Regions from separate parts of the Homo sapiens genome. Here region 2 is linked to region 1. Evidence: chromatin loops called from intact Hi-C (ENCODE). Cell type or tissue: Caco-2. All regions are shown on one strand. Each heading gives the region's core, and the rest is flanking DNA. Links, peaks and the distances in the headings are about the cores only.

Evidence for each region. A loop is a pair of places that touch in the nucleus more often than their neighbours do. Peaks named below come from ENCODE experiments on the same cell type or tissue, not always from the same donor. Only the 100,000 strongest peaks of a DNase experiment are listed, where the experiment ranks them.
Region 2: it touches region 1 in a loop (6-fold over the local background); 2 of 110 quality-filtered maps call a loop at or near these places.

What each region holds. Positions count from the first base shown.
Region 1 is chr13:29,396,432-29,407,229 of GRCh38, reverse strand. The region is part of intron 8 of MTUS2 (microtubule associated scaffold protein 2); the gene reads right to left. Among named protein-coding and RNA genes, the nearest start is that of MTUS2-AS1, 86 kb to the left of the region's middle. In Caco-2, for the core only: no CTCF peak of the experiment used is centred there; a DNase peak (open chromatin) is centred at 4,679.
Region 2 is chr13:29,467,825-29,478,622 of GRCh38, reverse strand. The region is part of intron 9 of MTUS2 (microtubule associated scaffold protein 2); the gene reads right to left. MTUS2-AS1 (MTUS2 antisense RNA 1) reads left to right here. Exons shown (of 3, transcript NR_046378.1): 3 at 1,684-2,108. Among named protein-coding and RNA genes, the nearest start is that of MTUS2-AS1, 15 kb to the left of the region's middle. In Caco-2, for the core only: a CTCF peak has its summit at 6,074; a DNase peak (open chromatin) is centred at 6,092.

The DNA.
Region 1 (10,798 bases), core at 1,215-9,214:
CTGTTGCCCAGGCTGGAGTGCCATGGCACGACCTCAGCTCACTGCAACCCCTGCCTCTGGTGTTCAAGCAATTCTCCTGCCTCAGCCTCTAGAGTAGCTGGGATTACAGGCGCCCACCACCACGCCTGGCTAATTTTTTGTATTTTTAGTAGACACAGGGTTTCACCATGTTGGCCAGGCTGGTCTCAAACTCCTGACCTCAAGTGATCACCCGCTTTGGCCTCCCAAAGTGCTGGGATTACAGGCGTGAGCCACTGTGCCCGGCCTAAATGTCTTTCAATTAAACACTGGATCCCTAAATTATGGCATATTGATACAGTGAAACATACAGCAGAGAAAACAGATGAATCAGATCTAAATGTATCAACCTAGAAACATTTCAAAGATATAAGTTTGTATGTAGGATGATGCTTACAGCATGATATTTATATAGAGTAAAAATAGGCAAACACCTATACTTTTTTATGTTATCCAATATTTATCTGGTAAAAATACAAAAACATTCTTGGGAATGCAGCAGGTGGCCTTGAAGATGGCCCCAGTGATTCCCATCTTCTGATATTACACCTGTTGTGGTCCTGTCCCACACCATATGAGGTTTGGTCTGTGTCACCAGTAGTATATAGCAGAGGTGATGGTATGTCACTTCCAAGTTAGATTAAAAGACTTGTAGCTTCCATCCTAAGCATCTCATTCTCATTCTCCCTCTGATCTGTTGCTGGGGGTACAGTGGGGGTGAGGGAAGCCCTAGGGAAAGCCCCTGTGGTGAGGAATTGAAGCCTCCAGTTCACAGCCAGCAAGGATCTGAGGTCTGCCAACAGGTAAGTGAACTTGGAGGAGAATTCTCCAGCCCCAGTCCAGCTTTGATGTGACTGCAGCTTCTGACAACAGCCTGACCTTGTGAGCAATCCTGAGCCAGAATCGCCAGCTTCTACTGGCTAAGTCTCTCCCAGATACCCGACCCTCAGTGGGGTAGTAAGTGTTTGTTGTTCTCAGCTGCTCAGCTGGGGGTAATTTGTTATGCAACAATAGATAACTAAGACAGGGTAGGTTTCTTCTTGTAAGGGACGGTCACAGGATCATGGAGAGGTGCACAGCAGGCTATGCCTCTATCTGAAATATGTTATTTTAAAAATAAAATATCTAAAGCAAATATGGCAAGATGTTAAGGCTTATTAAACATAGTTAAGGCCAGGCGCAGTGACTCACGCCTGTAATCCCAGCACTGTGGGAGGCTGAGGCGGGCGGATCATGTGAGGTCAGGAGTTTGAGACCAGCCTGGCCAACATGGTGAAACCCCGTCTCTACTAAAAATACAAAAATTAGTCAGGCATGGTGGCAGGCGCCTGTAACCCCAGCTACTCTAGAGGCTGAGGCAGGAGAGTCGCTTAAACCCGGGAGGCGGAGGTTGCAGTGAGCCGAGATCACGCCACTGCACTCCAACCTGGGCGACAGAGCAAGACTCAGTCTCAAAAAAAAAAAAAAAGTAGTTAATTAGCCCATGGTCGTCATAATATAATTCTTTATAATTTTATGCCTGCTTGGAATATCTCACACACACATCAGAGCTTCGCAAGTGTTGCATCTCGCTGGTAGCAAGACATTCCCCACTGCCATGGCAAACGTGCAGTGGGCGACTCTGCTCTCTCACTACCAAACATGCCAAGTCTTTTTGGAAAGGGTTCTTACGTCATTTACACTGAATTAAAATATAGAACTTCAGAAGCTGACTTTTATTGAGTGGGCTGTGCTATGTAATTTGGATTTCCGTTACAATAAATGAGAAACTGTACTGGACTTCATCTTTTTATTTAAAAATTGTGATGCTTATGAACTTTCTAAAAGCCATCATATTTGGATAGTAAAGAAGTCAAAAACAGGTTGTCAATATGATTGAAAGTTGAAGAATGCTGTTTAGTTTCTGGTAAATGATTTAATTAAGAAGCAAATCAAAATGCTCCAGCCATAGCTATTTAACATGATTATAAGTGCTGATTATTCAAATTTGAAATTCATTAGTCGCAAATTCTCCAAGGACATTAAGTTACTCCTCAGTGTCAAGAAGAACAGGTGATTCTACTCTTTCATTGAATTGCTGGATTATTTTCTTTTCCAGGGCATAGGAAAGCAGCAGATTTACTGGTCAGTATTTAAAGAAAGATTAGGCATACTTTAGCTCTACAATCAATACAGGAAAGGCAAACAATAAGAAAGGCTTCTTGAGGCTTACTAACTATGCCTAAAATTAAATAAAAAGAACTTGTCATCGCTGCACGTCTCCAGTGTCCTCTCTTTTACAGTGATGTGAGGATCCCAGGATAATGACTTTCAGGCACAGCAGAAGGAAACCCAGGTTTCCTCTTCTTTAGCTTAGCTTATTAAGTTAGCTCAGACTACTACTTAGAGCCTATCTTCTTTCTGGCAACTAAACAACACTTCTGTCTCATTTATTTTATCATGAGGCCAAGCTCTCTAGGGTAAGGGATAAAGCACATCTTTACCCTTTATGCCTCTTCATTCTGTTTATACTTTGTGTTTAAGCTCTAGAGGTAGTTCAGGAACGCTGAAGTGAAGAGGTGTGAGTACGAGACTGAATTTACCAGTTAGGTGACCTCGGTTTGAGGAAAATAAGCCACAAATCCACCTGTGGCTCTAAGAACAATGTTAAAATTGTATCTGTGGAGAGGGATGAGGTTAGGGAGGAGACGGGGGACAAATACTGGTCTTGAATCTCAAGTCAAGGAGCTTGCCCTTTATCTTATTGACCCTGTGAGGCTGGCAAGCTGCATCAAGCCATTTTCCTGCCTCAGCCTCTCGAGTAGCTGGGATTACAGGCACCCGCCACCATGCCCTGCTAACTTTTTGTTTTTGTTTTTTCGAGACAGGGTCTCACTCTATTACTCACACTGGAGTGCGGTGGCGCAATCACAGATCACTGCAGCCTCGACCTCTCCAGGCTCAGGTGATCCTCCCACCTCAGCCTCCCGAGTAGCTGGGACTACAGGCACACACCACCACACTCGGCTAATTTTTGTACTTTTTTTTTTTTTTTTGTAGAGATGGAGTTTTACCATGCAGGCCAGGCTGGTTGCTGGAAGATTTTTAATAGGGGAGGGACATGGTCAGATCGGTGTTTTAGGCAGTTCTTTCTCTGAAGCAACCAAGACTTGAAACCACTGTAGTAGATGGATGTAGTAAATAAGAGTATAGATGGAGTGTCCTGGAAGGATAAATATATATATAGGTATACAAAGATGGGAAAAATATGAGGAAGAGTTTAGATGGAATGTCCTGGAAGGATAAATATATATATAGGTATACAAAGATGGGAAAAATATGAGGAAGAGTAAGGAAGGCAGGAGAAACCAGATAGATAGGTAGGGAGATAGATGGATCGAAAGAATAAGGAATTGGCTTACATAATTGTAGAGGCTGAGAAGTTCCAAGATCTGAAGTCAGCAAGCTGAAGACCCAAGAGCACTGATGGTCTAGCTCCAGGCTGAAACTGGTATACTGAAGACTCAGCAAGAACCGACGTTTCAATATGAGCCAGTAGGCAGGAAAAACAAAATCAATGTCCCACTTCACAGGCAGTCAGGTAGAACCAGTTCTCTCTTCCTCAGCCTTTTTGTTCTCTTAGGGCCTTCGACTAATTGGACGAGGGCCACTCACATTTGGGAGGGCAATCAGCTTTACTCAGTCCACCAAATCCTATGTTCATCTCAACTGGATACACCCTCATAGACACAACCAGAATAATGTTTGACCAAATGTCTGGGCACCCATGGCCTAATCAAAATGTGCAAAATTTGCCATCACAGAGTATTCCCAGTTTCCTAGTTTAGGTGATCGTGGTGCCAAAATACAAAGAATAGTGCAGATACAGGGTGGACAGGGGCCTGGAGAGGGAAGGGACACAAGATTGGAGCAGGAAGGAATCAGGAGGGTAAGAGCTGCTGAAGAAACACACAAGAGGAGTGGTAATGGAACAGGGACCCAAAAGTAGTGGCCAGTTCTTATCAAGGCACAAGTCTGTGTGCACAGGGCCCAGGGGCAAAGGGAAGATACTATACTTAATTTGAATTGGAGGATAGGGCTATTTATCCCTTAAGACAAGTGAGAAGCAAGTGAGATGGGCTGAGGACATGCATCTAACTCCCCTCCTTCCCTCCTGAAGTTCAGTCTTAAGTACTGGGGCTGGGCGCGGTGGCTCACGCCTGTAATCCCAGCACCTTGGGAGGCCGAGGCAGGCAGATCACGAGGTCAGGAGATTGAGACCATCCTGGGCAACATGGTGAAACCTCATCTCTACTAAAAATACAAAAATTAGCTGGGCGTGGTGGCATGTGCCTGTAATCCCAGCTACTCTGGAGGCTGAAGCAGGAGAATTGCTTGAACCTGGGAGGCGGAGGTTGCAGTGAGGTGAGATCGTGACAGAGCGAGACTCCATCTGAAAAAATACATACATACATAAATAAAAAGATCTTAAGTATGTATTGGAAGGAAATACAGGGAAGTGAAAAAACAGTACTGCAGACCAACCTCATGGAGAACTGGAATATTATAAGGAGACAAAATAGCTCTGGCAACTTAATAATATGAATGATTCAAGCAGGGGCCCTGCTGAGGTCATCCTCCTCCAGCAACAGGTGTTCCTTGCTTCCCACCCCTGCAACTCCGCCATCGGCATGATTCAGCTTCTTCCTGTATCTTCTGTTTGTTTTTCTGTGGCTGCTGCCCACTATTATCTCTGTAGTCTTTTATCTCTCGTGTTTTATGCTTACCATGAATTTTACTGCCTCTTGGCTTTCGCTTACTGCTTTCTCTTTCTCAGCTTCTGGCTCTACTACCATCTGCTGACACTCTACATCTGAAAAACCAAGTCCCTAAGAGAGAGGCTCTGCTTGGTTCAAGCAGGCACTCTCCAGGACAGAGCATGCTATTTGGTAGAGTTCTTGTGTTAACTGCTGGTCAAATTTGTAGAGCCTAGAGTGGTGGGGTCTGGGGACTAAGCACAGTGACGTCATCAAAGGGCACTCAAGGATCACAGATGACTCTCCTATATAGATAGTTGTAGACAGAGAGTTGAATGGAGTAACAAGTCTGTACACAGACTTCATATCCAGAAATGCACAGAACTAATATGAAAAAAGTATGAATATGTATATATACATCCATATATATTATGTATATAAGTGTCTGTACACACACACACAACTCAAGTATTGAGTAAATGAGGTAATACCATTTCTTGTTCCTGATTCAATGACCCTATATTCCAAAGCTGCCAATTGTCTCCAAATTAATATACAAATCCGGTGCAATTAAAATTTAAATCCCAATGAGCTTTTCTTTCAAATTTGACAGGTTGTTTTCACACTTCAACTGGAGGAGAAAATGTAAGAGAATATTTATGAAAATGTTTCAAAAATAACAATGGCGAGGAGCAAATACTTGACATAGATAATTTTGTTATAAACCATAGTGGATAAAACTATGGGGTTCTGGCACAGATATAAACAAGCTGATCCACGGAACAAAAAAAGAGCCAGAAACAGAACCGTTCATATTTTGGAACTTAATGCTATAATAAGGGTGGCATTTCAAATCCATGGGGGATGCTGGAGTATTCAATCAGTGGTGTTGAGACAGCAGCCTACTTATATGGGGAAAAAACCCCTCTATCTCAAGTCATGCACCAAAATACATTTCATATGGAGCCAAAATGTAAACAGAAAAACGAAAACTTTTGCTGTATCAGAGGCAAATATCTAAGAGTATCATAATCTTTGGGAGGACCTAAGTATGAATCAAACCCATAAGACATAAAGGGAACAGTCATAGATTTCACTATATAAAAGTAAAATCTTATATATGTTAAAAGACAGCATAATCAAAGTAAAAAATCTATAAAGAAAATATTTGTGGCCGGGCATGGTGGCTCACACCTGTAATCCCAGCACTTTGGGAGGCCTAGGTGGGTGCGTCACCCGAGGCTGGTGGAACACCTGAGGCCAGGAGTTTGAGACCAGCCTGGCCGACACGGTGAGACCGTCTCTACTAAAAATGTAAAAATTAGCCAGTCACGGCGGTGTGTGCCCGTAGTCCCAGGTATTCAGGAGGATGAGGCAGGAGAATTGTTTGACCCTGAGAGGTGGCGTTTGCAGTGAGCTGAGACTGTGCCACTGCACTCCAGCCTGGGTGACAGAGCAAGACTCCAGCTCAAAAAAAGAAGAAGAAAAGAAAATATTTGCAACACATACAATAGACACAACGCTAGGCTCTCTAATACGTAATTTATCACAAATCAATATGCAAAAGATGAACAATCTGAGGAGGAAAGAATGAGCAGGGGATGGGAAGTGCTTTCTCTCTTTGAGGAATAGCATAGTGCAAAGATTTGACATTCTTAACAAGTATAACTTTCACAGGTTCTAATGATTAGGGGAAAAATGTATACCTATATACACTCTGCCAAATTACCATGTGTATCCTTGAACTCCTAAGCGTATTTCCTGGGGAGAGGGTTTGCTAAACGTATAGGAATGAATAGCTAATGACACTTTGGTTATTAACCCTGGTTATTGTTGACATAGGGCCATCTGATGACCCTCTATTCAGTCCATGAAGGGAACAAAGGCCAGATGTGACAGATTTCCAGAACAGATTACTGTCTTCTTCTTTGATTAGATATTAGGTGTTTTCAATTTGTTGAGCAAATATCATGGTAAGCATATACACCATCTCATCTTTTCCAGAACTTCAGGTCTTTATCAATTCACAATTTCTGTGCTGCTTAGAGATGCTCTTAAGATCTCAACTGATTCATAAATGCTGCGAGGGCAAAGTCTCATCTTTATTTCTTCTTTGTTGCCCCCCACCATGTCACTGGAGCTCTTCACGCATGCTGTACACCGCTGACCACTTATATAGATACATGTGTAACTAAACATGGAGATATATATCCACTTCCAGATGCAACATTCCTTCTATCTCAGACCTTTCTGAGATTATTTTCCTCATTTTCAAGTTCCTTTAAGGAGAGTGTGTGGGTGGGTAAATCTTTAAATCTTTGTCTAAAAAATCTCTTGATTTTTGAAAGCTGGTTTCACTGAAAGTCCTGTTACAGACTGGCAGATTCTTTTCCCCACCATCCTCTCCCTTCCATTGTTGTTGGTAAGGCATTCATTCACAGCATTCATTCTCAGCCTATCTGCTTCTCCTTTTGTAGATACTCCTTTTCTATGATTAATATACAAGCCTTCTTTTTGTCTTTCATGTTCTGCAATTTCACCACACGGTGGTTAGGTATGAATGTCTCTTTATTCACCTTGCTTCATTATTCCTTTTTAACTCCGAGTATTCATGCTACTTATGAATTTCCTGTTGATTTGTTTATGGCTTTAATTTTCATTTACTTGCCATTTGTTCTCCTTTGGGTTTTACTTATTAATTCTGAAAAATTCTTAGTCACTATTGTTTTTAATAATGCCTCTTCCAATTCTCTCTGTTCTTTTTTTCTGGAACTTTCATACGTTGGCCCACTTCATTCTATCCTTGGAGTTTCTTAACATCTTTGATATTTTTCCTTTCTTGGTCTTTCTGGGTTACACTTTGGGTAATTTCTTCAAATTTTCAGTTCATGAATTATCTATTCTGTAACTGAGCTCCATTAAGTTTTGATTTCAGTTCTATTTCCAAGTTCTTGAATTTCTGATTCTTTGATAATTTTTGATAATCTTTGAACCGTGTATTGGATTCCTTCTGTCAGAGTTGTTTGAACGAGGGCAACTGCATCTTGAATAGGAGATGGGAAAATGAGGCTGAGACCTACTGGGCTGCATTCCCAGATGGTTAAGGCATTCTAAGTCACAGGATGAGACAGGAGGTCGGCACAAGATACAGGTAATAAAGACCTTGCTGATAAAACAGGTTGCAGTAAAGAACCTGGTCAAGACCCACCAAAACCAAGATAGAGACGAGAGTGTCCTTTGGTCGTCCTTGCTGCTACACTCTCACCAGAGCCATGACAGTTTACAAATGCTGTGACAACGTCAGGAAGTTACTCTATATGATCTATAAAGGGGAAGCATGAATAATCCACCACTTGTTTAGCATATCATCAAGAAATAACCATAAAAATGGGCACCCAGCAGCCCTCGGGGCTGCTCTGTCTGTGGAGCAGCCATTCTTTTATTCCTCTACTTTATTAATAAACTTGCTTTCACTTCACTGTACGGACTCGCCCTGAATTCTTTCTTGTGCAAGATCCAAGAACCCTCTCTTGGGTTCTTGGGGATCTAGACCCCTTTCCTGTAATACTTCTCTTTGTAAAAACCCATTATTATAGATCCTTATTTTGAGCACAATTTATGATAATTCTAATTTCAGAAGTCTTCTGCATGTGGTTCTGTTGTTGTCTCTACTGACCCTAATGTTGGGCTGTTTATGTGTGGGTTGTGTGTGTGTTTTGTGATTTTTTAAAAAAATTGTGTGCTTCTCTTTTCAGCACTTTATGTGTGGGAAACCTTTGAGGTCTGGTTTGAGAATCCATTCCTCTAGGAGCTTTTCCTTTTATTCCTTCTGCAGCAGTACTTCAGGTCCAAGTTTATTTCCAATTTAGATTTTTTGCTTTTAGTTTTTCAGACCAGGTAAATAGTAGAATGAGAGACATCTGGGCTGGGCAGTGGACACAGATTATCAGGGGAAACTCTTAATTTTTCGCTCTTTTTTTTTTTCTTTTTCTTTCTTTTTTTTTTTTTAATTTTGAGACAGAGTCTCACTCTGTTGCCCAGGCTGGAGTACAGTGGTGTGATCTCTGCTTACTGCAACCTCCACCTCCTGGGTTCAAGCAATTCTCCCTGCCTCAGCCTCCCAAGTAGCTGGGATTACAGACATCTGCCACCACGCCTGGCTAAATTTTGCATTTTTACTAGAGACGAGATTTCGCCATGTTGGCCAGGCTGGTCTCGAACTCCTGACCTCAGGTGGTCCACCCGCCTCAGCCGCCCAAAGTGCTGGGATTATAGGCATGAGCCACCATGCCTGGCCCTTTTTCTTTGCTTCAGCATGACCTTTTAAATTTTATTTTGAAATTATAAGTCATATCAAACACACAGAGAAGTATAGCAAGTAATATAACAGATATGTGTATTTACAATACCAACATAAAACAGATGGTTTTTGCTCTATTTGTTTACAATTCTCTTTCTAATTTCTGATTATTTTATGATTCTCTGTTTTTTGGAAAAACATACATGTCAATTCACATTAACAAAATACAACAATTATGTTCAAAGATTGAAATGTGAAAGAATATAATGATTTTACTCTAATATATATTAAACAAACCTGGTTTAATTTATAAAGAGGATTACTGGTTTGAGTCAGGGTGTACAGGAAAAGGTAAGCATTTGGAATACTTGTGGAGAGAAACTGGAAGGAAATGACAAAAGGGTTGATAAAGAGCTCTGAGAGATCAACTGCAGTAGGAGGCACAGGTTGGGAATGGCTGGCAATTGTGGGTACCCACACTGCAGGGTCCACCTATGACTGGAGGTCTGCTTTGTGGGTCCAGCAGAAGGACAAAAAATTAGGAAAACTACCAGTAAAGTAATTCACAGCAGTGCTTCTCAGATTTAGTGTGGACACAAATCACCTGGGGCTCTTGCTAGAATGCAGATTCTGACTGACTGGGCCTAGGATGGGGCCTGAGACCATGCATTTCCAAAACGTTCCCAGACATCGCCAATGCTGCTGGTCTGGAGACTCCCCCTGGAGTAGCCAAGTGGTACTGGTTATGGGGGGAATGAGATAAGAAGGGTCTTGGCACAGTAGAAGAAAATAGAGGCGCCAAGAAACTGGAAGTAGGTCTGTACACATTGAAGCATTGAAGAGGGACTGCAGGAGGAAGGGATGAGAGCTGGGCAAAGAAAAAAGAGTGGTAGAGAGTGAGGCATGACAGCTTAGAGGATCTGTTGTAGGGCAGGTCTGGGTTAAGACAGAATCTAGCCCACAACTTTGGGAGTGGCTGATCAAGTGGAGCTGTAAAGGGATCTGGAGTTAAGAAGGTCAAGGATTGGAGGGTCAGTTGTAAGTTGTTGGTTGGGCTGTCAACCTAGTGAAACCTACAGTCATTTTGATATGGTCCAAACAGCCCTGCCATTTCCCTATCCTGCTTCCCTTACTCCCTTATAGGTTTTCCTAGAGCACAACTCCCCAATAATTCATGTGCTTCAAGAACCCTGTCTTGGACTCTGCCTCTAAGGAAGTTCATAAGAGGGATGAGGTACCCACAGGCAAAGAGAAAGACTGTCTTTTATTTGATGGCCAGGGATTGCAGGGATGAAGACCATGTTTCAATGTCACTGGCCTCAAGTATCCTAACTGGATGTGGGTCCTACACAGTGACTGTGTGATCTTAAAAGCAACAGTGAGGTTGCCCCCATGATCCTGGCTCACAGTGGGCTGAACAAGGATGAAAACCTTGTTTTGCTCCCTTGTTACTGGCTTATTAGCACCCTAGAAGTATTTGATGTAAGGAATTGCAGACATGCAGTTACATAATAGGAGTAAATATTTTTGACAGGAGGTGCTACAAGCCTCCTAAGCCACACTATATGACAAGAATGCAGTGGACTTGGATTCCCTTCTCATGTACCACGCAGGCAGAATGGTAGCTACACAATAAATCCTAATGAATTTAATTTCATTAACCAAGCACTGTGATAGTCACAATCTTAATTTCTAATATTACATTTTTGGACGTATGTTATAAATCATTCTTTTCAAGGCATGA
Region 2 (10,798 bases), core at 1,306-9,305, 71 kb before region 1:
TGGCTTTTGATTAGCGCCGTGCACCAATAATTCTAAACAATATTGATGGAAAAAGACTCCTCCTCAAAAAAGGCTTTTGTTGCTCTAAGTTCTGAACAATTGCTACAGTGACTTACCTTTCAGGTTTTTGAACTCTTGAGGGCTTTTTATTTTTTAAATCACACAGAGAAAACATAGAAGTACAGTACAAGGACATTATTGTATAATTGGAACCATTTGAGAGTAAGATGCTGACCTGCTGAACATGAACCTCATATCTCCCCATGTACATTCCCTACAAATAAGGGCTTTCCCCAACTTAACCACCGCACTGTCATGAAAATCAGGAAAGAAACATTGCTACAATAGTGCTGCCCAGTGCTCAGACCTACTTCAGTTTCACGAGTTACTCCGATGACGTCCTTTCTAGAAAAGGAATCCAGCCCTGAATCACAAGTTGCACCAAAGGAGGCTCCTGTCTCCTTAGTCTCCTTCAGGCTGGGACAGTTCCTCAGTCTTTCCTTGACTTTTAGAACCTGGACACTATTTTAAAGATAACTGGCCAGGAATCTTGTAGAATGTTTCTGAATTTAGTGCATCTGATGTTTTCTTCTTATCCCATTGAGCTTATGCCTGTTTGGCAGGAATATTACAGAAGTAGCACTGAATTCTTCTCAATTAATAAATTTAAATATTATCGTGAAAATGGAAATTTCTTCTTTTTAAATTATTTATGTAGTGAGTCAGGAAAATAATGTGTATTACTGATTATTACATGGTGATGCTGAAAATAATTTTGTGGTATAGAAGACAAGGTGTTAAAAATGGTCCAATTTGATACCCAAAATGGACCAATTATATATATATATAATTGTCACATCTGCTGCAAGTAGATCTTTTAGGTGAGGTATTTCTAAGGAACAAAGAGATGGAATGCACCAAGCTTCAGAGCACAGGTAGGAAGCTGACATTTTGCTTGTCTGCTAATAATTATTAGTATGAAAGGCAGACTTGGTCAGAGACTTTGTGGTACCTTGTACTGAGGTTGTGGCAGGGGACCCCCAGGGTCCTCCCCTTCCTCTGATCACTGGAGGCTACAGTCCCCACACAAGGAACTTAATGAACAATGACTGATAGGCAATGTGGCTCAGGTGTGGTGGCAGGGGTGAGGACATGCCTGTTCCCAGGAGTTCTGTGACCCCAGCTTACTTGAGCTCCAGCTCTCCCTAAAGACCCTCCAACTAAGAAAAAGTAATCAGGATTCCACCAGGGAGTTGAGCTAGCGAACAAAGCTCTTAGGAATCACAGAAGAGGTAAGAGGTAGATATATAAAGATAGGTTTATCCTGAGATGACTGGGTGTTGAGAGAATAGAACAAAGACCATAGAATGTCAATTAAAAAACGGTGATTGACAGATTGACACAAAGTCAAATTAATTCAAGTAGAGAAGCAAGAATTTTATCTACATTGAGAGAAAGCACAAAGTCACCCTACAGACAAAAACACAGGCTCCTGCTGCTCACTAGGGCAGCCCAGGGAACAAGCTCCATGTGGACTTCCCAGTGCACGGGGCCTGTCTGCAAAGTGCTCTTTCCTCTAAAATTCAATGTGCAGTAGCTTCATAGTGGCTTTTGCCTCACGTATCATGTACCTGTGGATGGGATAACTAAAGCAGTGACATCGATGTGTTTGCTTGTATTTAGGTTTACCAAGAAGCTCACTGAGAGGCGACACAAACGGCCAAGAACATGAAAAGACGGTCAGTGCCCTTGCAGATGGAAGCAGGCAATCATTTTTCACCTGCAAGGCTGATAAAGATGAAATGTTCTGATAATACAGGAAGAGTATAAGGAAACTGTCACTCGATGGACTCCAGGTGAAATATAACTAATCCAGCTGCCTTGGAGGGAAAAGATATCTTTCAAAATTGAAATGACAGGAATGGCAGCATTATGGGTGGGAGATAAAGAATCTGGGTTTCTTTCAGGGGTGATGAAAATGTTCTAAAACGGATTGTGGTGACAGTTTTCCACAACTCGGAATATACTGAAAACCACCACATTGTATACTTAAATGGGTGGGTTGTATGGTATGTGAATTATATCTCAATAAAATTTTTACCAAAAGAGAGGAAGAACATTTTTAAAAAACTAACATAACATGGAATATATCTCAGAGGATAAATTTAGATGTTTTTATAGAAGGAAAGTTCATATTCTGATTTTAAAACTCTAGATAACAATGGTGAAGATAAATGCTGGCAAAATAAAACAATGAAAACCCTACCACAACACTGTTGTATATACAAACACACATACATATATACATATATGGATATCCAGTCATGCATTGCTTAATGATGGGGATACGTTCTGACAAATGCTTTATTAGGAAATTTCATCATTGTGCAAACATCATGGAGTGTAGGCATAGCCTACTACCCACCGAGGCCATATGGTGTAGCCTACTGTTCCTAGGCTACAAACCTGTAGAGCATGTTACTGTACTGAATACTGTAGGAAGTTATAACACAATGCTAAGTATTTGTGAATCTAATCATATCTACACATTAACAAGGTACAGTTAAAATACGGTATAAAAGATAAAAAACGGTACACCTGCACGGGGTACTTACCATGAATGAAGCCTGCAGGACTGGAGGCTCCTCTGGGTAAGTCAGTGAATGATGAGTGAATGTGAGGGCCTACGACATGACTGTACACTACTATAGACTTTAGAAACACCATACACTTAGGCTACACTAAATTTATTTAAAAAAATTTTTCTGTGCTCAAGATAAGTTAACTTCAGCTTACCATAACCGTTTTACTTGACAAACTTTTTGATTTTTTCAAACTTTTTGACTCTTTTGTAATAACACTTAGCCTAAAATGCACATACACTGTAAAGCTGTTCAAACATGGTTTTTCTTTATATCATTATTCTAAAAGCTTTTTTCTATTTTTAAAATTTTTATTTACTTTTTTACTTTTTAAGCTTTTTTGTTAAAAACTAAGACACAAATGCATATATTAGCGTAAGCCTACACAGGCTCAGGACCATCAATATCTCCATCTTCCAACTCCACATCTTGTCCCACTGGAAGGTCTTCAGGGGCAGTAACATCCATGGAGCTGTCATCTCCTAGGAAAACAATGCCTTCTTCGGCAGTACCTCCTGAAGGACCTGCCTGAGGATGTTTTGCAGTAAATTTTGTTTTATAATAAATAGAAGGAGCACCCTCTAAAATAATTATAAAAATATAGCATAGTAAATACATAAACCAGTAACAAAGTCATTTATATTATCAAGTATTATGTACTAAACATAATTATATGTGCTAGACTTTTATACGATTGGCAGCACATTAGGTTTGTTTATACCAGCATCACCACAAAGATGTGAGTAATGCATTGTGCTATGAGGCTCTGACGTCACCGGGTGATAGAAATTTTTCAGCTGCATTATAATCTTGTGGGACCACCTTTGTACATGAGGTCTGTTGTTGACTGCAATGTTGTTATGTGGTGCATGGCTGTACATGGAACCTAGGAATCATTCTTACCACTTCTTAGCTAGAGATACATTGAGCACATAAAACTCAAATGAAAATAATAAGAAAAATGCTAATCATTTATTTTGTTTTTAGAAAGTACTGTTTTGCATGGGAAAAAATTATTTATCACGTGCCAAGATCAGTAGCTTTAACTCCAGAAGATCAAGGCAATAAGTTGGCTTGTGTAGGTGGAATAAAACAGACAGAACACATATAAATGAATAAAAACAACTTATTCACATTGATGAAAAAATTAAATGACACATATCTTTTAATACAATAATTTCACAAGTGCACAAAAATCTGAGTCAAGGACAACCACTATAGCATAATTTGCCTTAGGGAACTAGTAGGGGGCTACTCAAATTATGATGAGTAGGTTGAATCCTGTGCCAATGGGATATAGATAACCAGTAAAAAAAATAAGGCAAATCTTTTTGTAGTATCATGGAATGACCTCCGTAATATATTGTTAAACCAAGAAAAGGCAACAAGCAAAACAGTGTAATTGTAAAATTACATTTGTGATAAAAAGTGTATCTATATTTCTACTCTTTCTCCTTTGGGAGGTTGGGTGCCAAGGTACAGGGATTCACTGTATGTTGAATTCCTGTCATGATATATATTTCATTAAATCCCTGTTTATTGTTTGCATGACTTAGAAGTAAAAAGATTTTTAAAATTATTGTCATAATTAAAGAGAAGTCTGGGTTTTCAAAAGTTCTGGTAAAAGTTCAATTTCACTTAGTTTTATCCATGTCAGTGATAGGACGATTCATGGACCAGGCACTCTACTAGAGGCTCAGAAATGATTGGGTTTCATTCTAGGGCTGTCCCTGAACTGCACTGTTGTCTTAAATAAATCACAAACTGGGTACACCTCAGTTTTGCTGTCTATAAAGTGGCAAAGTAATCACTTTTTGCACATATAGCTCCAATCCCCAAATTCCCAATTGCTATTATAAAATGAGAGGTGATGCTTACATTCTTCCAATGGCTCTCTGTTGTAAGCCCTAGGCCTGTAGAAAATATTGGATAATAAGAGCAGCTGGCACCAGGGGAAATGGCTCCAATAATGGAGTCCCTAAAGAAATAAATATCCTGTTGCCTCTAGTAAACCTTCAGAAGTCTATCTATTTGGGCACTTTTCAGACAGAGATTAATGTAAGCTAATTTAATAGCATTAGACAACACCTGGAGTTTCACTTTCATTATTTATTTCTACTCACGTAAAAACATTTAATCCTTTAGAGTGAAAGGCAGACACCACTATCATAAACCCCTACAATCTAGGGAGCTGAGAAAATAAATATTCAAATAATCAGATTATGATTGGCCAAGAGAATATATCATTTCTAATTTATAAGCATAGATTTGAAAAGCAAAAGTAGGATTATAATCTGTTGTACAGTTTTAAATAACTGATGATTATTGACAATGAATAATACACACACATCTGATATAAAAATACCTAAAATATTATTAAAACTGCATTCTGAACATCCTCCGACATATATAATATATAAAGATATCAATCTACCAACTTCTTAGTGTAAACCAGTAAGATGTAGTGTGATCCTTGAAACAACAGCAGAGTAAAATTGCTGTTGGAACCATTTATAAGACAAGCTTAATTTCAACCACAGTTCATAAATTGAGTAGGAGAACACTCAGCGAGTAAGATCAATTTGCTCTCAACGACTGTCCCAAGTGTCTTCTGCATAATTGTAACTTTACATTGGTTTTCCAAAGAGGCAGCCAAAATAGGTGGTTACGGAACTAGACTGAAACAAAAGAGAACTATCTGGCTCTACAGCTCGTAATAAAATCTTAAATAAGAATATTATGTGGCCTTTTAGGTCATAGCAAATGCTTTATAATAGCTATAAAATAAATGATGAACCAATACTTTGTGTGTATATATAATATATATACATGTTACCATTATATATACACACATATAGTATATATTATTTACATATTTACATGCACATTATACATATTTAGGTCACTATAATAGTCACTATCATTACATACTGATGATAGACAATACCACAGTTAGATAAAAGATTAAGTTGTTTCTTCAAGAGATTGGGAGTAATTGAAAAGACAAAATAACTGTCAAGGACAAAATTTAATTTAAAAAATTACCCTTAATGTCACTACACAAAGAAAATGAAAATTTAAATTGTGTAATCCCTTCATAGCATTTCAGTGGTGTGAATTCTTAATATCCTGTTAGGAATTTCCCATGTCTTCCTACCTAACATTTTATGGCTACTTTATATTCTCATGTTCGTGTAACACAATTTATATTCTCTCATTATTGCACAATTAGTTTGTTTCCAAGATTTGCCATTATAGACAAATGCAACAAACATGTTCACCCATATATCATTTTGCTTTTTTCATTTAGGATACATTCCTAGGTGTAAAATTACATGGGATTAGATATTATGAGCATCTTTATGCAGTGTAGTTTTTCTTTTTTGGTGGCACAGATCCTTGTAACAAACCTGTGACCACCAGGCGGAGCTATGCTGCCTGAAAAATGCCCCCTGGTGGCAAATGTCTTTGTCCAAACCCGTTAGGTCACAGGAACATCCGCAAGGTGGTCAGGGTGGGTTGCATGAAACACAGCTGCCTGGGATCCCGGACACACTACCCTGTAGAGCCCTACTCTCTCTAATTACTGATTTTTGATGACAATGTTAAGAAGTGAGAAAGGAACGGCTGAAAATGAAGGATGAAAGTTCATGGACCATGGCTGGGCACGGTGGCTCACGCCTGTAATCCCAGCACTTTGGGAGGCTGAGGCAGGCAGAACACCTGAGGTCAGGAGATGGAGACCAGCCTGGCCATGGTGAAACCCCATCTCTACTAAAAATATAAACATTAACCAGGCTTGGTGGCACGTGCCTGTAATCCCAGATACTTGGGAGGCTGAGGCAGGAGAATCGCTTGAACTCGGGAGGCAGAGGTTACAGTGAGCCGAGATCATGCCACTGCACTCCAGCCTGGGTGACAGAGCAAGACTTCATCTCAAAAAGAAAAACAACAGAAAGTTCATGGACCAAGAGTGAAAGAACAGGAGTCACTGGGACTCTTGTCATCTCTGCAGGTCCCTGCAGCATCTCTCGGGCCTGGTGACCAAAAGGGAGCTGGCGCTGTGAAAATCACAGGTGGCATCTGCGAGTGCTTCCTGGGTGCCAAGCACCTGCCTCATACCGTTACCCACAGTAAGCCTACTAGGGGTCCCGTAAGTAGCCTAATCCATTTGCAAAGAGCAGGCAGGGGCTCAGAAAGAGGAACTAAGTGACCTAAGATCAATGTGTCGGGGGGGGCTGGGCCTGCAGAGCAGAGGCTGGAGCATAAGCTGAAGCCTCTCCTCTTGTCCACGCCTCCAGTGGGGGCCTCCATGATGCACCCGTGTGGTAATAGTGGGAGGGAGGACAATGCCTCACCATAGCTTCCTAAAAACAACCACTGTTGTAAACTGCAACACATCTCTTTACCTGTCTGTCTCCCGCAGCAGTGGGCAAGGACAGTTGCTATCCTCATTTTTGTATCTGTGTTCAGATAGGCAGGCCAACAGTCAATAAACTGGCGTTGACTTTATGTCATCTCTTGTGTGACAAGCATAGTTCTTGGCATAGTGGAGAACAGATGCTGTCATGGCGGGCAAACAAATGAGCAAAAAATGTAGGAAGCAAAATTTCATTTTATTTTATTATTATTATTATTATTTTTGAGATGGAGTCTCGCTCTGTTGCTGGAGTGCAGTGATGTGATCTTGGCTCACAACATCCTCTGCCTTCTGGGTTCAAGCGATTCTCCTGCCTCAGCCTCCCGAGTAGCTGGGATTACAGGCACGCGCCACCAAGCCCAGCTAATTTGTGTATTTTTAGTAGAGATGGGGTTTCACCATGTTGGCCAGGCCGGTCTCAAACTCCTGACCTCAAGTGAGCTGCCCGCCTCAGCCTCCCAAAGTGTTATGATCACAGGTGTGAGCCACCCCGCCCCGCCAGGAAGCAAAATTTCAGATAGTAAAAATTTTAGATAAGTGCAGTAAAGAAAGTGAAATAGAAGCAAGGCTAGGGAAAGACCGGGGAAAGGGGAAGGCAAGTTCAGCTGGGGTGGATAAAGAAGGCTGTTCGGAGAAGACACCATTCAAACAGACTTGAATGACAGAGAAGAATGTGGAGAGATGGGGAAAGGGAGTCCCAGTTAGAAGGAACTGCAAGTACCAAGGTCTTAAGATGGGAAAAATTCTAGCATACTGCGGAGAGAAAGACAACCAGTGGGGCCTGAGTGCCCATGGAGGAGAGCAGAAGGAGGTGAAGTTCCAGAGGAAGGTAGGGACTTATCATGCAGGGCCTGTGGCCCCTCAAAAGAGTTAGGGTTATGCTCAGGTAACAGTGGAAAGTCCCCAGAGAGTATCAAACGGGATAACAGGAACGAATGAAGCTTTTAAATCCCTCTGGTAGTTGCATGGAGAACAGACTGTAGGAGGCAAGGATGGAAGCGAGGCAATCAGTGAGGAGAATGTGTTTGGAGCCCAGGTGGTGAGATTCAGTGATGACTTGGACTCAGGCTGTTGCATGGGGAGGAATGGATTGATGGGGGATGCATTTGGGAGGCAAAGACAAATTGACTTGCTTATGGATGGGATGAGGGAGGTGCAGGACAGACAGTAATCTTACAGTGGAATTCCCCTCTGGGTCACAATCCTCAGGAAGGGCGTTTCTGGATGTTAGAGGTTGTCAGTTAGTATGAAAAATATAAAATTCAAGACTGCTAAATTTTGATAAGCCTTTCATGATTAGTGATAGTATCACCTGGTTCACATGCTGTGGTGTATTTTATACAGTACTGAGTTATTAAAAGCATGGAGCCTCAGGATGGACTCTAGTTATTAAACTCCCCCAGTGCGGTGGGGTAGGTTAATAGTTGTGTTTTTCTCCCTGAGGGTCTGTAAACAGTTTGTGAAAGGATATTTGAGATTTGGCTGTACTAAGGTGAAGGGCATTTTGGGCATTAGGAGTCTGGGATGGGATGTAAAAAATACATAAATATTTCTTATCAAGGTGGCATTTTAAAGGGCACTGATGTTTTCCTTCCCTGTGAGCCAAACTTTGAGAACACAGACCCCAAACTGGATGACTACAGAGGCCTCCAGATCCCCTAATCCATGTCAGGAGTGCTGCATTGAAATCTCACCCCTTCTTTCTTTTTTTTTTAAAAAAACTAAATTTTATTTATTTTTATTATTAATTTTTAGAGACAGGGTCTTGCTCTGTCACCCAGGCTGGAGTGCAGTGGCACAATCATGACTCACTGCAGCCTGTAACTCTTGGGCTCAAACGATCCTCCCGCTTTGGCCTTCCAAATTTCTGGGATTATGGGTGTGAGCCACTGCACCCAGCCTTCTTTCTTTCTTTCTTTCTTTTTTTTTTTTTTGAGACATAGTCTTGCTCTGTTGCCCAGGCTGGAGTGCAGTGGCGCGATCTTGGCTCACTGCAACTTCTGCCTCCCAGGTTCACGCCATTCTCCTGCCTCAGCCTCCCCAGTAGCTGGGACTACAGGCGCCCACCACCACGCCCAACTAATTTTTTGTATTTTTAGTAGAGACAGGGTTTCACTGCATTAGCCAGGATGGTCTCCACTCCTGACCTCGTGATCCACCAGCCTCGGCCTCCCAAAGTGCTGGGATTACAGGCGTGAGCCACCACGCCTGGCCGCCTTCTTTCTTAAAGAATTTACTGTACGCTGAATCCTGCAGGTCAGAGTTTCCCGATAAAGAGAGATTAGAAGGGGTGGGTGGAAAAAGTGAAAAGTCCAGGAAGGGGAGTGGTCACAGGAGGGAGAAGGACAAAGCAGAAGCCAGGCAGGAGAGGCGGGGCAGGAGCCTCTGGCCCAGGCTCCGTCCACACCAGCCATGGGAGCTTCAGCAAGGCACAGGCCTCTCAGGGGCCCAGCATTCTCATCCGTCAAACGAGGAGGTTGGGCACCTTCAGTATTCAGCCCCTTTCTGTCCTAGCATCCTAAAATTCTATGGGTATTGTGATGATGCAGGGGTATCTATTACATCCACTATTGTCTGTTAAAGCTAACAGGGAAAGGTGTACCAGTTTTTATTATAATTTCCTTCCAAAATGGGCCCCTGAAGAGATAAGCTTCAATTACAGGACAAACATGCTTTTGCAGAATCACTTCATGTCCCAGTGACATGAGGAATTCATAGCAATATCAATGCCTGGCATCTGTATGAGTTTCATAGTTTATAAAGGTTCTTAACACACAATATTAATTTGTTTAACCTTCACTGCATATTGCAAAGATGGGTGAAGCAGGCATTTTCCCCCTGATTTACTAGATGAAATAGAGGCTTGGAGGGGTTCAGTGACTCATCTAAGCTAACACAGCTAGAAAGAGACAAGCCAGGACTCAGTCCAGGTGTTCAAATCTCAGTAATGTGTGTGTGTGTGTGTGTGTGTGTGTATTTTGAGACAGGGTCTCACCCTGTCACCGGGGCTGGAGTGCAGTGATGCAATCTCAACTCTCTGCAACCTCTGTGCAGCCCAGGTTCAAACAATTTTCCTGCCTCAGCCTCCTGAGTAGCTGGGATTACAGGTGCCCGCCACCACAACTGGCTACTTTTTGTATTTTTAGTAGAGACAAGGTTTCACCATGTTGGCCAGGCTGGTCTAGAACTGCTGACCACAAGTAATCCTCCCACCTCAGCCTCCCAAAGTGCTGGGATTACAGGCGTGAGCCACTGTGCCCAGCCTCAGTAATGCTCTTTTGAAGAATAAAAATATTGTTATTCTGCCATATGCTTTGGAAGAAAGGAAACAAAGAAATATAAGGAAAAGCAGAATAAAAATCCTGATTAGTTTAAAGCTCTTTTTTAGTAATAAATACTTGGCCATTTTATGTACTCTTTTGGGATTTTTTTGTGTTTTTTTGAGGCAGGGTCTCCCTCTGTCACCAAGGCTGGAGTGCAGTGGTGTGATCATAGCTCAATGTAGCCTCCACCTCCTGGGCTCACATGATCCTCCCACCTCATCTCCCACCACCGATGCTGGGACTATAGGTGTGCGCCACCACACCTGGCTAATTTTTGTATTTTCTTGTAGAGACAGGGTTTCTCAGTGTTGCCTCAGCTGGTCTTGAACTCCTTGACTCAAGCTATCCACTTGCCTCAGCCTCCCAAAGTGCTGGGATTACAGGCGTGAGCCACTGCGCCTGGCCGCATTTTA